2 separate regions of the Homo sapiens genome follow, and region 1 is linked to region 2. The links are chromatin contacts, found by Hi-C or POLR2A ChIA-PET in ENCODE. All regions are on one chromosome and are shown on one strand. Each heading gives the region's core, a stretch centred on a gene start or an enhancer-like site at or near the end of the contact. The rest is flanking DNA. Distances are from core to core; before and after follow the strand shown. Region 1 has its middle 7.0 kb from the start of RNU5E-1. Region 2 holds the start of FBXO2 (F-box protein 2).

Region 1 (4,658 bases), core at 1,545-4,044, 250 kb after region 2:
CTGCCGGGACCCGAGGGCGCTCCAGGTTGGCTCCGCGGGTCGCATCACCTGCCAAGTGCTCGGGAGCCGCAGCACGGGCACCAGGGGGGTCCAGGATGGAGGGGCCACGGAGGTCTCCAAGGGAACTGCCCGGGCTGAGATTGGCCAGGGAGGGGGCCAGGAACTAGTGGAGCTACGGAGCCGCCAGTGGATCTGAGGACCCACCTGGATCCGAGGTCGGCCCCTGTCCCCGGTGCTGAAATGCGGGCGCCCGCGGGGTTCACGGCCAGGACTCAGCCCTGGAGTCCCTGAGACCGCTAGCCCCGTAGCAATCCCCTATGTAGGATTTGTTTCAAGGGCTCAGACCGGCACAGAGCCCCCCAGCTCTTCCTTGCCTCAGATTCTGTCCTTGGGTGATCAAATCCTGCTTTCTGTCTCCTAAAATTGTCTCTAGCGCTTTCTCTGGGACCACTCTAGTGCCTCTGAGCAGGCATCACAGGCTGGCCCATCGGATCATTATTTGTACTTTGGTCTTATGCTTTATCCCCTCCAAACCAACGGGCTCCCACTCTCAGCTGGGCTGCAGAATTTCCCATCCCCCTGCCTCTAACATTCCTAGGGGACTCTGTTCCTTTCCTCCCTCCTATCCCTTGCTTTCAAGTTAGTTAAAGCTAGACAATGAGGTCGGTGCAATGCGTCTGCATCTGGCAGGGGCAGCCACCTTCCTTGGAAATGGGGAGAGATGGTGCAAGAGAGAAGAGAGCCGGGAGAATAGGGGTGGGGCCCCAGGGCTGAGGCATGCCCTCCTGAGCTACTGCAAACTGCAGCCCCCAAGGGCCCAGGTGACATCATGTAATGGGCCTTAGCAAGACCCCCTTCCACTTCTGGGCCCTTATCTTCCCCTCTCAGCTCCTGACCCCTCCCCAGTCAGATGCCCTTGTTTGTAAGCTCTGCATCTCTCCCCTTCCCTCTCTCTCTTTCCCTCTCTTTTCAATATCATTGTTCTTTTATTCTTCTGATTATAAAAATTACTGTTGGCCAGGCCCTGTGGCTCACGCCTGTAATTCCAGCACTTTGGGAGGCTGAGGTGGGTGGATCACGGGGTCAGGAGATCAAGACCATCCTGGCTAACACGGTGAAACCCTGTCTCTACTAAAAATACAAAAAAATGAGCCGGGCATGGTGGCTGGTGCCTGTAATCCTAGCTACTCAGGAGACTGAGGCAGGAGAATCGCTTGAACCTGGGAGGTGGAGGTTGCAGTGAGCCGAGATAGTGCCACTGCACTCTAGCCTGGACAACAGAGCAAGACTCTGTCTCAAAAAAAAAAAAATTTCACCGGGCGTGGTGGCGAATGCCTGTAATCCCAGCTACTCAGGAGGCTGAGGCAGGAGAATCACTTGAACCCAGGAGGTGGAGGTTGAGCTGAGATTGTACTACTGTACTCCATCCTGAGCGACAGAATGAGACTCTGTCTCAAAAAAAAAAAAAAGTGTGTTTCTTTGCACACATTTTTGTACATTTCTGTTTCCTTAGGATGTATTCCCACATGTGAAATTATTGGCTTGACATATATTAACTGTTAAAATACTTTTGTTAGGCTGGGCGCGGTGGCTCACACCTGTAATCCTAGTACTTTGGGAGGCTGAGGTGGGTGGATCACTTGGGGCCAGGAGTTCAAGACCAGTCTGAGCAACATGGTGAAACCCTGTCTCTACTAAAAATACAAAAATTAGCCAGGCATGGTGGCACACACCTGCAGTCTCAGCTACTCAGGAGACGGAGGCACGAGAACTGCTTGAACCTTGGAGGCAGAAGCTGCAGTGAGCCAAGATCGCACCACTGCACTCCCACCTGGGCAACAGAGAGAAACTGTGTCTCAAAAAACACTTTTTTTAGGGCTCTTGATACATATCATCAAGTGACATTTTAGTAAGATTGGGCCAGTTCCTATTTCTACCTGTGGCATCTGCGTTCCTGTTTCACTGTAACATGGCTGCCTCTGAATTTTATATTTTAAAAGTATTTGCTAATGTAATAGATGGGACGTGACATACAGAGTTGCTTGTATTTGGAGTCCTCTGATTACTAGTAAGACCAAACAGGTTTTCACATATTTATTAGACATGTACATTTCTTCTGGAAAATTTTTCTCTCTACTATCAATGATTTTCTATTGCAGTTTAGTATTGATCCCATTAATTTTTCTTTTTTTTTTTTTCTTAGATACAGGGTTTCACCACATTGCCCAGGTTGGTCTTGAACTCCTGGGCTGAAGCCATCTGCCCTCTTCAGACTCCCAAAGGTCTGGGATTACAAGCGTGAGCCACCGCACCCAGCTTTATCTCATTAATTTGTAAGGCTTTTTGATATAGTACAATTGTTAACCCTTTGGTGTATTGCAAGTATGATTCTGGTGGGAGGCTCACCTTTTTGCTTGATTATTTTTGACACACAGAATTTCAAAATGTCAAATATATTTACGGTAACTTTTTAAAGGCTCGGCATGGTGGCTCACACCTGTAATCCCAGCACTTCAGGAGGCCGAGGCTAGCGGATGGCTTGAGCCCAGGGGTTCAAGACCAGCCTGGGCAACATGGAAAAACCCCGTCTCTGCAAAAAATACAAAAAATTAGCCAGTATGGTGGCATGAGTGCCTCTAGTCCCAGCTACTCAGGAGGCTGTGGTGGGAGAATCACCTGAGCCAGCGAAGTTGAGGCTCCAGTGAGCTATGATCACACCACTGCACTCCAGCCTGGGTGACAGAGCGAACTCCATCTCAAAAAAAAAAAAGAGGCTGGGCACAGTGACTCACGCCTATAGCTGTGCTGGAAGGCCGAGGCGGGAGGATCACCTGAGGTCAGGAATTCGACACCAGCCTGGCCAACATGGTGAAACCCCATCTCTACTAAAAACACAAAAATGAGCCGGGCGTGGTGGCTACTCAAGAGGCTGAGGCAGGAGAATCTCTTGAACTCAGGAGATGCAGGTTGCAGTGAGCCGAGATCACACCACTGCACTCCAACCTGGGTGACAGAGTGAGACTCTGCCAAAAAAAAAAAAAAAAAAAGAATGGCCAGGTGCAGTGCTTCACACCTGTAATCTCAGCACTTTGGGAGGCCGAGGTGGGTGGATCACGAGGTCAGGAGTTTGAGACCAGCCTGACCAACATGGTGAAACCCCGTCTCTACTAAAAATTCAAAAATTAGCCGGGCGTGGTGGCGGGTGCCTGTAATCCCAGCTACTTGGGAGGCTGAGGCAGGAGAATCACTTGAACCCGAGAGGTGGAGGTTGCAGTGAGCCGAGATCACACCACTGTACTCCAGCCTGGGTGACAGAGCGAGACTCCGTCTCAAAAAAAAAAAAAAAAAGAAAGAAAGAAAGAAAAAAGAAAAGAAAAGAAAAAGAAAAATGCTATAATCCTGCTAAAAACTCCCCTGTCTCTGTCTACTTTAGAACGCTGACCATTCCTTTGGAGTTGGTGTTTCCGAATTGTCCATCCTCACACTTTGTGCTTGAATAAACACTCTTTAAATTAGATTCTAACCCTTTTGATGATTTTAGGTTGACATTTTGGTGACCCACAGATGGGACCCAAGGCAAGCCTCCCACAATCCATGCTGCTTTGCCAACATTCTGAGCTTTGGTACCCGCAGGAACAGCTTTCACTCGTCTGACCTCATCAGAGCTAGCGGGGCTTCCTGGCATTTTCTCTTGGGTTTCAAATCTCCCTGGCTTTGGCTGAGATTCAGACTTTATTCAAGTACCCTGATTCCGCAATTCCATGCTCTATGGAGCTGGATTTGAAGCTCTACTTTTAAAAGTAGAAGTTTCAGGCCAGGCATGGTGGCTCATGCCTGTAAACCGAGCACTTTGGGAGGCTGAGGCGGGCAGATCACTTGCGGTCAGGAGTTTGAGACCAGCCTGGCCAACATGGTGAAACCCTGTCTCTACTAAAAATACAAAAATTCCCCAGGCATGATGGCACACATCTGTAATCCCAGCTACTCAGGAGGCTGAGGCAGGAGAATTGCTTGAACCCAGCGGGTTGAAGGTTGCAGTAAGCCAAGATCTTGCCAATGCACTACAGCCTGGGGAACAGAGCGAGACTCCGTCTCAAAAGAAAAAAAAAAAAGTGTGTGCCAGGCGTGGTGGCTCATGCCTGTAATCCCAGCACTCTGGGAGGCCCAGGCAGGTGGATCACCTGAGGTCAGGATCTCGAGACCAGTCTGGCCAACATGGTGAAACCCCGCCTCTACTAAAAATACAAAAATTAGCCACGTGTGGTGGCGGGCACCTATAATCCCAGCTACTCAGGAGGCTGAGGCAGGAGAAATGTTTGAATCCAGGAGGCGGAGGTTGCGGTGAGCCAAGATCACACCACTATACTCCTGCCTGGGTGACAGAGTAAGACCCTGTCTCAAAAAAAGAAAAAAAAAAAAGGAAGAAGAAATAAACTATATGTGTGTGGTTATTGTTACAAAACACACACACACACACACACACACACACAGAAAATTTAAACTAGAAACTATTGAAAATGTGTTGGGTGCAGTGGCTCACACCTGAAATCCCAGCACTTTGGGAGTTGGGAGGATCACTTAAGCCCAGGAGTTAGAGACCAGCCTGGGCAACATAGTGAGACCCCATCTCTATTACAAATAACAAAATGTAAACAAAT
Region 2 (3,076 bases), core at 1-2,500:
TCCGGCCCTGGCCCCATCGGACACCTGATGCTCCCCGAAAGGTGCACCTCACCCAGTCCCCTCTTCTGGCCCCGGGGCCTGGCACTCGAGGCCCCAGATCCAATTACAGCTCCCCCCACCCTCTCTCTTACACACACAACTCCCCACATTGTTGCCGGCGGAAAGTTATCTGGCCCCTGGAAGCTGCCTGCCTGCGAGGCTGACTCACTCACCTGGAGTGGGCCCCAGAGTCCAGGGTATAGCTGATCCCTGGGAAAAAGCAGGAGCCAGTTCTGGAGCCCTACAGAGGGTGTGGCCAGAAGGCCGTGGATTGGGAGCAAGGGCTGCGAGAGCTGGAATTTTCAGGGCTGGAGGCGGGGGAATGGGGGGTGAGGGGGGGCCTGAGCTTTCATCAGTCTGTTTGCCACCGCCTAACCCAAGCAATGCCCATCCCCAGCTGGACCTGATGAGGAAAGAGTGAGGGCTGTCTGCAGGCAGGTCTTGTTTCCATCCTGACTCAGCAGGCAACCCCTGCAGGCCCCGCAGGGAGTTGGAGGGATGGGGGTGAGGGGTCTTGGGTGCCAGAGAGGATGACTGGGCAGCCTGGGAAGGCCCTGAGCACCAGCCAAAGCTGCCCCCAACGCTCCCTCACCGCTAGTCGGGTCCCCACTGGGCATCTCACCACCCCGGGGAGGGGCAGCCCCTCCAGACAAGGGAGCTCAGGAGGAAGGCAGGAATAGGTGAGGCCAGGCCTGGGACCCCAAGGAACCCACGGGGATTCAGACGGCCCAAGGCCCAGAGCTGGAAGAGCTGATGAAAGAAAAGGCTCGCAGCCTCCCTCCCAGACGCATCCCAGGCCCCCGCCAGACAGACCCTCAGGAAGCTGGGAGGCGGGAATGTGGGGGTCCTCTGGTGCTACTTCCTGGCTAAATGGGACCCAGGAGTTCTCTCTCCTTGCCAGTCGCCTCTCAAGGCCTCCCGCCAGACCAAGATAGCAGAGAGACGTGCTCTTTGGAGACCGCCTCTAGGGCTTCGCTGGCGTGAAAGTTTGCCGCGCCAGGTCTCCGGGTCCCCTCGCTCTCTGACGCCCCTCTGTGCAGCGCTCGCCCGCCGACCCCATCTCCCCTCCCCGCCGCAGCGAGCGGTCCAGGCGTCGGCTACCTGGGTCACCGTCTCCGTCCATCGCTGCGGAGGGCGGTCGCGAGAGGAGGAGCCGGAGCGCTGCGGGCTGCGCGAGTCCCGGGGCGGCGAGTCCCGGCGCTGTCCGCGTCTGTGTCGGTCCCGGCGACCGCGCCTCTTAAAGGCCCCCGACCCGACCCGCCCCGCCCCGCCTCTGGCCCCGCGCCCGGCCGCCCCGCAGTCCCAGCAGTCTGCTCGAGGCCCGGGGCTGCGGGTTCCTCAGCGGACCGAGGAGGCTGGGAAAGGTCAGGAGTCGTTTTTTTTCCAACTGGGGAGGGGTCCGATTTGGGGCATCTCGCAGCTCGCTCCTGGGGGACTGCTGGGAGGAGGCGGCTAGGGGAGGCACGGAGAGGCTGGGTCAGGCCGAGGGTGAGGGGCGGGTGGCCCAGGCGGAGTCGGAGTATAGGAGGTGCCTTCCGCCCCACCCCCCACACCAGGTAATTTTCCTACGACGCGGTGGGGGTGCGTCCCTGGCCCAGCGCTGCGCGGGGCGGGGCGCGGGGCGCGGGGGCGGGGCCTGGCGGGCCGGGGCGGGGCCTCGCTTTCCAGGCAAGCGCAGGTCCAGGCGGTGCAGCTTGGGCGGCCCAACGGATCGTGCCGCGGCGGCCGAGCGCAGGTGACCGGCAGGAGGGGGCGCGGGGGGCGCTGGGGAGGGGGCGCGGCTGGGCGGGGGCTGCCGGGAAGGCTCCTGGGTTCCGGGTCGCGCCGCAGTTGCCGAGGGAGGCCTGGCACCGACCAGGCCCAGGCCGCCGAGCTTGCCCGGGCTGCGCTGCGCGGCTGCGAACGGGGGCTGGGGTCGCCATCGATGTACAGGGGTCCGAGCCCAGACTTTGGGGGGCATTTTAAGGCACAGCGTGGGAAGGGGAGGCTGCAGGCGCGCTGGCGGACTTGGGGCTGGCGGAGCCCAGCCGCGGGGCTGGGGGTGGGAGTGGGGGTGGGGAGATAGGAAGGGCCCTTCCCTGTCGCCCACCCTCTTGCCACTCCCACCTAGGCAGGAGATCATGTCCTCTGAGATCTTGAGAAGGTGGCTGGAGCCCTTTGGACCTCCGCGGGAGGCAGTGATAATTAGCCTCCTCCTCCCATCATGTTCTGAGGATGGGAGAGAGGATGGTGACGGCACCGGAGGCCTGGGGTGCTCTGCCCGGCTGCGCATTATATCCCCATTAAAGACTGGCCTACTGAAAAAGGCTGGCCCTGGAATCAAAGAAGATCCGGGCTTCTTCCCCCTCTGCCCTTATTTTTGACCTTGGGCAGTGCCTTCCACCTCTATTGTGAGAGGCCAGAGAAAAAAATCAGAGCTCACCTTTTATTAAAGTACCTGATGTGTCCCAAGCTCCTTGGACCGCCCCAGTGACCCCTGGAGGTAAGGCATCCATTTACAGAGAAGGAAACAGGCTGGGAGAGGCACCATGCTCTCCCGAGATAAATGGCAGAGCAGGGATGAGGCCTGCAGCATAGCTTTTCAACAGCTACAGGAGGGTGTCCAGAAGCCACAAGCCATGGCTGTGGGGAACATCAACGAGCTGCCCGAGAACATCCTGCTGGAGCTGTTCACGCACGTGCCCGCCCGCCAGCTGCTGCTGAACTGCCGCCTGGTCTGCAGCCTCTGGCGGGACCTCATCGACCTCGTGACCCTCTGGAAACGCAAGTGCCTGCGAGAGGGCTTCATCACTGAGGACTGGGACCAGCCCGTGGCCGACTGGAAGATCTTCTACTTCTTACGGAGCCTGCACAGGAACCTCCTGCACAACCCGTGCGCTGAAGGTGGGGTACAGGCCGGGTCTGGCATGCCTCCAGTACACAGTCATGACACCAGGAACATGTATTGAGCACTTAGTATGAGCCGGGTACTTTGGATGGTTTAACACCTTTACTTCTCTCACAGTAACCCAAAGAGGTAGCTACTGTTAGTGCACAC

The links. Hi-C counts contacts between places; a loop is a spot of excess contacts on that map. ChIA-PET counts read pairs that join two places held with the same protein, here RNA polymerase II (POLR2A). Pooled maps may share reads with other maps.
Region 1: a map of OCI-LY7 shows a loop between it and region 2 (11-fold over the local background). The contact joins the enhancer-like site here to the promoter of FBXO2 in region 2. A Hi-C loop is called at or near these places in 14 of 168 maps with a recorded cell type or tissue (B cell, CD4-positive, alpha-beta T cell, CD8-positive, alpha-beta T cell and 10 more), 22 of 37 single-sample maps with no recorded cell type and 35 of 50 pooled maps. POLR2A ChIA-PET finds 5 or more read pairs at or near these places in 37 of 52 experiments (AG04450, B cell, BJ and 29 more).

The regions. Positions count from the first base shown.
Region 1 is chr1:11,898,822-11,903,479 of GRCh38, forward strand. No RefSeq gene overlaps it. Among named protein-coding and RNA genes, the nearest start is that of RNU5E-1, 7.0 kb to the right of the region's middle. RefSeq lists an enhancer at 17-568. Within about 2 kb of position 2,795, at least 3 of the 41 ENCODE cell types and tissues checked have a DNase peak (open chromatin) inside an H3K27ac peak, as active enhancers do; they include HCT116, OCI-LY7 and PC-9, where a contact is called at or near this core.
Region 2 is chr1:11,653,179-11,656,254 of GRCh38, forward strand. It overlaps FBXO2 (F-box protein 2), which reads right to left and starts at 1,251. Exons shown (of 6, transcript NM_012168.6): 1 at 1,141-1,251. The coding sequence starts at 1,162. It overlaps FBXO44 (F-box protein 44), which reads left to right and starts at 1,699. Exons shown (of 6, transcript NM_033182.7): 1 at 1,699-1,774; 2 at 2,628-2,922. The coding sequence starts at 2,658. RefSeq lists silencers at 1,201-1,340, 1,581-1,810, 1,861-1,930.